Regions from separate parts of the Mus musculus genome. Here region 1 is linked to region 2. The links are chromatin loops, found by intact Hi-C in ENCODE. Cell type or tissue: left cerebral cortex. All regions are shown on one strand. Each heading gives the region's core, and the rest is flanking DNA. Links, peaks and the distances in the headings are about the cores only. Region 1 overlaps Hydin (HYDIN, axonemal central pair apparatus protein). Region 2 holds the start of Calb2 (calbindin 2).

Region 1 (2,902 bases), core at 91-2,590, 310 kb after region 2:
TCTCCCTGATCCTATCAGTTCAGCATGGCTGGCTGGCCTGTGAGCTTCAGGCATCTGTCTGTCTGCACTTGCTTAGTCCTGGGATTACAGACTTGTGCCAGCACACCCGGCTTTTTACATTAGGGGCTGGGCATCTGAACCCCGGCCCTCCTGTTTGCAAGGCAAGAACTTTACCACCTGAACATCTCCCTAGCCTCTCATTAGTTCATCTCTTTCCCTCCCAGTGTATGGAAAATATGCAAAATGTTTTCTAATATCCAGAAAACAGCATCTGCCGCTCTGCCGAACCAGCCTTCCCATCTGTTCCTCTCCATCAGTAACTTCCTCTGGCTCCTCATAGCCTTGCATTCTCTGCCCTTTGCTCTCAACATGACAGCGCCACGTCTTAGCCTTTCCTTCTCTTGTTCCTCTTTGGTCAGCCACTGATTCTGTCACAGACAGTAGAAGGAAATGGAATAAATGTGTCTGTCCTATCAACTCCCCAAGCCAACCTTAGGTGCTTGGAATCATGAAATTTAGCCAGGCAAAGCCCTGTCATTCTGTGATCATTGTCATCTGTCTGTCTGTCCATCCCTCACCAACCCCACCCTACCACCCCTCACCACCACCCTCAGTTGCCCCACTCTCTCCTTCCTGGAGGAATCACACGCTATATGCAATCATGTGTTAGCATATATGCCAATCACTCCTGTTACAAAAATGCAGTTATTAGTAAATTGGGGTCCACTGTAAAAGAAAACGCATCAGTCTAGCTTTGCTGCCTCTGGGAAGGCCCAGACTTCGGGTAGACCCATCTACCAAGAATCTCCTCTCCTCTGCTGGGAGGGGTCCAAACAGGGGGTCAGATTCACCTCAGAGCCTGAGAGAACTGCAAACATCACTCAAATCTGAGCTTCTAGAAACAAACCTGCAGCCTTTGTGACCCACCTGCAAGACCCAAGGTTTCAAAAGCAGAGGGAGGTCCCTGGATCAGGGAGGCCTTTAGCCCTCTCTGTATAGAACATGAAAACTGAAAGCCATCCTGATGCTGTGCGTCTCTGCCGTCCGGGTCTATTTGTAACTCAGTATACTCCTGTTTCCTGAAGTGCCAGCTCTATTTCCCCACAGATGAACCAGTAAAGGTAGTTTTCTTGTTTTGGTTTTTTTTTGTTTTTCATTTCAGTTTTGAGGGTTATAAAACTTTTTTTTTGTCCCTGCTTTCATGTTATTATAAAAGACTCCTGGTCACCTTGTTACAGGTTCACCCTTTTTAAAGAATTTTCTGAGTGTCTTTAATATCAGCCGCGGACATCAGCCTCAGGGAGACTCAATGTGAGCTCAGCCAGCTTCTAAAGACGCCAGTGGAACGAATCGGAGCAGATCTGATCTCAGGCCGGATTACGCTTGCTTGGCTCCTTTAGTGGTAGAATTCATAAGGAGTTCGTGCATCTACATATTCACATTAATTAGAAGTCTCCCAAAGTAAGCTACCACTACGGGAGGCCAGACAACTCAAAGAAACTGACTTTTAAAGCCTTCCTGTTTTGAAAGTATTTTTTCAAGTGCTTTGAAGCTGAACACATTTAGGAGATTTCAGGCTACCTGTTCAGCGGCCCTTCCGAGAGTGTGTAGCAGTGGGGACACCTTCTGGAGCTTCACGGAAATGGCCAATTCTCACTGAAATCTCTCTAGAGAGCTTCAAGGTAGATTCTGTTAACTGTCTTCCCCTACTCCCCTCAGAGCTAAGCTCCCAAGGTGTCTCCTCAAGGGCCAGGCCAGTGAGGTCTTCTTTTCCTTAGACTACAAGAGAAGGCTCAAGATGAGTCAATACAAGTTCCTTGTGTGGGGGATCGTGGTGTCTTTAGACAGAGGAAGGCCTGTTCGGTGACTTGCCACCAGTGGCTCAGGAGGGTTGCCAGCAAAGCTGTGAGCTTTGGGGTCAGTTTAGCACAGCTCAGCAAATTGTTCGCTTCCATTTTGTCATTTTAAAAGCGATAGGGCTTGTGGCATCCTGGTGCGGAGATCAAATTGGGCAGTGTTTATTAAGTAAGTACCTGGCAGGATGCTGGTGTACAGCATTGGCTGTGGATACTGAATGCAGGCTCCCACTGGCACACATACCTTCTTTGTGACTTTCTCCCCCACGGTGATGGGGTCATGGCCTCTCAGCCTTGAATGCACACTGGAACCATGGCAGGGGCTTCCGAACAGCCCGATGCCAAGTAAACCCAATCTCTCCTGTTGTATCTAGGGCCTAGGTCTTTTAAGATCCCACGCGTGGCCCCAAAGGGCAGTCACTTGTGAGAACTCCTCCTAACCGGCTCCATCTCTAAGACTTGAGAGGTTTGAGCTTCAGCTCCTCAGCTCTCACCGCCTTCCCCTTGGCACACACGGCCAATCGGAGGCACTGGAAACACGATGACGTCAGAGGGCTGAGGCAGGCTGCTTTCCCATTGGCTTCCCCTCCTCCTCGTGTGGCACAGCTGGAGTAAACGCTAGCAGGGAAAGTTCCAGCAGCCTAGTCTGCTTCTATCACTTGCTTTCCAAGGTAGGCAGACCGCATACATCCAGGCAGTAAATGTGGGAGCACGGCAGGGACTTTGAGTTTAGGACACAGGAGAATGTCCCATCTAGAAGTATGGTTAAAAGCAATGGTTTCCATCTGCTCCCTTTAGAAAGAGGAAGGAAGAACAGCTTGTGACACAGGGATTCAGAAAAGGGAGGGATGGAGAGAAGGGGGGAACAAAAGAGAGAGGAGGGGAAAGAGGGAGAGCGGTTCAAAGCGAGATAATTAGAAACAAGAGAAAGAAGAGAAATCGCCTTTTTTAACCCTAAGATACAATAAATATATATTAAGCGTGGCACTAGATGATATACGAGCTGTTTGCATCACATTTTCTAACGCAGTATCATTGGCCAAGAC
Region 2 (2,902 bases), core at 299-2,798:
TCCCGGGATAAACAGGGCCACTGAGCCACCACCCTGCCAACAGGTCTGAGATGCCAGTGCATTCTGGGTGTTCATCTTAGCCAGGCGTTGGAGGGTGAATTGAATTTTTTTTTTCCTTTTCTTTTCTTGAGTGATAGAAAAGTCTCGGGCAATATCAGAAGCTGGGGGGTGGGAACAGAGGAGAGGTGAGGGACGGGGTGGTGTGTGTGCTCTTTTATATTTGAGTCAGATAAGACTGTAGACACTTAGAATCCCAGGTCTGGAAGCCACCTCCAAAACCATTCACCTGGACCTCACTTTTTGGGTTGGTCATTGTCAAGACCATGTAGTGGAGTGTTGGTCACTGGAGTGTGACACCACTCCCCTCCACCCCCATCTACAGACTCACAGGGTACCCAGGAATCTATATTACCAGGTAGCAGGCTGGGGGCTAATACCAGGACCCTCCCACCACATCCGCTGCTGCTGTAGTTGGGAAACCCACATACTGGTAGGGTTTTAAAAAAAAATAGATAAAGAAAGCCTTGGTTTGTTTAAAAAAAAAAAAAAGCCCCCAATGCATCCTCTACTCCTGCTCCTGGCCAACCAGGCTAGGGGAGCCGCCCCCTCCCCCCAGGTTCCCTTCAGGACGCTCAGCTTTCTCGAGCCTCTGAAACTGGTGATGGGGGTAAGAAGCAAGAAGGGAGAGTGAGGTTTGGAGACCTGTGGCTACGGGACTGGAAGCAGGGCGTTAGCTTGAAGGAAAAGGTGAGGAAGGAGGCAGGGGAATGTGTCATGGGAGCCTTTTTTTGCCTAGGCCTCCTCTCTGGGAACGCTCAGACTTGCTCAGAACCTGGGCCCTGGCCACCCTGCATTGGGAAAACTTACTGACAGTTGCCACCAGGGCAGCCGGGCATTTCCCCGAACTCAAGACCCCAGCAGGCTCTGCCACAGAACAAACCACTTGGGGGCGAAGCATACCTACCCGCATTGAGCCATGCCCCTGACCCCTTTGCCAAGCTCAGGTCCCCGAGGGTCAAGGGGCCCAGAAGTTGGGAGCTTTACTGACCGTCAGCATCAAAGTGCTTCCAGATTTCCAGGAACTGGGATGCAGTCAGCTCGGCCAGGTGCAGGTAAGGGGGCTGCTGCTGCGGGCCAGCCATGGCGAGCCGCTCCGGAGATCTTAAGCCTCTCTCTCAGCGCGCTGTCACTCGGTGCCGCTTGGCTCTGGTTCTCGCGCTGGGGCTGCGCGCCACGCTGCCTTTATATGCAGCCCGGAGCTGCGCCGCGTCGGGCCGCCGGAAGGGGGCGCGCACACTCAGGGAATCGCGCAGGGCGCGGCGCTGCACGGGCGGGGGCTCTTCTCTGCCAGGGTTCCTGGGGACCGGGAGAGAGTGTTCAATGAGACTTCTGGGTGCCCTCCGGGGACACCGCAGGTATTTAGCTGGAAATGGGGAGAGGCAGCTCCTGCCTTCCCTTCCCTCTGTCCATCTTGAGCACACCCAGTTTCTAGTCGCAGCAATAGCATTATTAACAAGTAGCAAAGCTAAGATTTGAGCCCAGAACTCTTCCTGTCCTGTGACTCCCTCGAGGGGTACCAGGATTGCAGGAAAGCAGGGTTCTCAAGGTTTTACCGTAGGTGGACAACTGGAATCGACAAGGTGCAATGAGGATTCAGATGGGAATGGAGGAACTACTCCACTGTTCAGTAACCCACTTCCCTCCGGTATCTGTCACATCCTGCAGACTTTTAGACCTTTATCCAGGTAGTAGCAGACTGGAGCCTCCCGTAGTCCCGTAGGTAGATGGCGGTAAACTCTGACCCAAAGATGTGCTGAACTTCTGTTAAAGAAAACAGACAGCAAGCACAGCACACCGTGGGGTCTCCTCAATCAGAGAGCCAGCCTCCGTCCCATATCCTCCCTACTCTAAAGGTCTGCAGTGTGTGCTTGCTTCTTGGACACCTTACCTTCAGAGCAACAGCAAGCACCCTGCCCCTAAAAAGAAGGACAGAGACTTGAATTGCTGCTCATTAACATGTGCTAATGAGTGTTAGCTGAGCTGCCTTCGAAGGGAGAGCAAAAGAGAAGGAGGTGAGAATCTAAAGCAGGTCGCTAGGGGAGAGGAGAACCCGGGGTGGGGTGGGGGGGAGGGGGGGGAGCGGAGAAGAGCAGGCTGTTTCCTGGGGTCAGGTTGAGGTAGCTCGGAGCTAACCTCAAAGGGCAACATGGAGCCCAAGTTTCAAAACTGCTGGTGTGTTGCCCAGGCACACAGTTTGAGGTTGTTTACAAGAACAGACTGGGAAAGACGCAGCAAAATAGGCTAACTGTTGGGGCTTCTGTAACCCAGCATTCCTTGCTGCCAGGGCTGAGAAATTACTAAGCTAGAGTCCCCCAGCCTGAGTCTTGCCTTCGAGAAGGCAAGAAGGCTCAGTCCTAAAGAACAGTTGCAATAGAATCAAACTCCTCGGGTCTAGTTCCTAAACAAACAACAACAAAACCTCCACAACGTTGTTTGGCTTACACAGCCTGTCTGTGCCTTGGCTTTCCGAGTCTGTAAAATGGGTGTGTGGGTATTGACATCTTGGATTGTTCTGGGGATTACATGAGTCTGTGTTCCTGTCCTTTATGCTTGTGCTCTCTGGTGAGCTTGGAAAGGATTCCTTGATCAGAGGGAGCACTGGTCAGCTTTCCATCGCCATGGTAAAATACCAGAGGAGGTCGAGTTCAAGGAGTAAAAATGTTTATTAGAGGTTTCAGTCTGTGGGCAAATTTGGTTCATTGTTCAAGGGAGCTGTCATAGGCAGAATGTCATGGTGGGGGCCTGTGGGGGGGAGAAGGCTCCTTATCTTGTGGCCAGGAAGTGAAAAAGAGGGAGGGAGTTGAAAGGAGAGGAGGAAGACAAGAGAACAAGACACAGCCTC

Evidence for each region. Peaks named below come from ENCODE experiments on the same cell type or tissue, not always from the same donor. Only the 100,000 strongest peaks of a DNase experiment are listed, where the experiment ranks them.
Region 1: it touches region 2 in a loop (8-fold over the local background); 10 of 42 quality-filtered maps call a loop at or near these places.

Annotation. Positions count from the first base shown.
Region 1 is chr8:110,477,199-110,480,100 of GRCm38, forward strand. The region is part of intron 24 of Hydin (HYDIN, axonemal central pair apparatus protein); the gene reads left to right. Among named protein-coding and RNA genes, the nearest start is that of Gm21283, 24 kb to the right of the region's middle. In left cerebral cortex, for the core only: a CTCF peak has its summit at 1,614; DNase peaks (open chromatin) are centred at 1,616 and 2,374.
Region 2 is chr8:110,166,996-110,169,897 of GRCm38, forward strand. It overlaps Calb2 (calbindin 2), which reads right to left and starts at 1,217. Exons shown (of 11, transcript NM_007586.2): 1 at 1,049-1,217. The coding sequence starts at 1,142. In left cerebral cortex, for the core only: a CTCF peak has its summit at 1,283 (motif pointing right); a DNase peak (open chromatin) is centred at 1,258.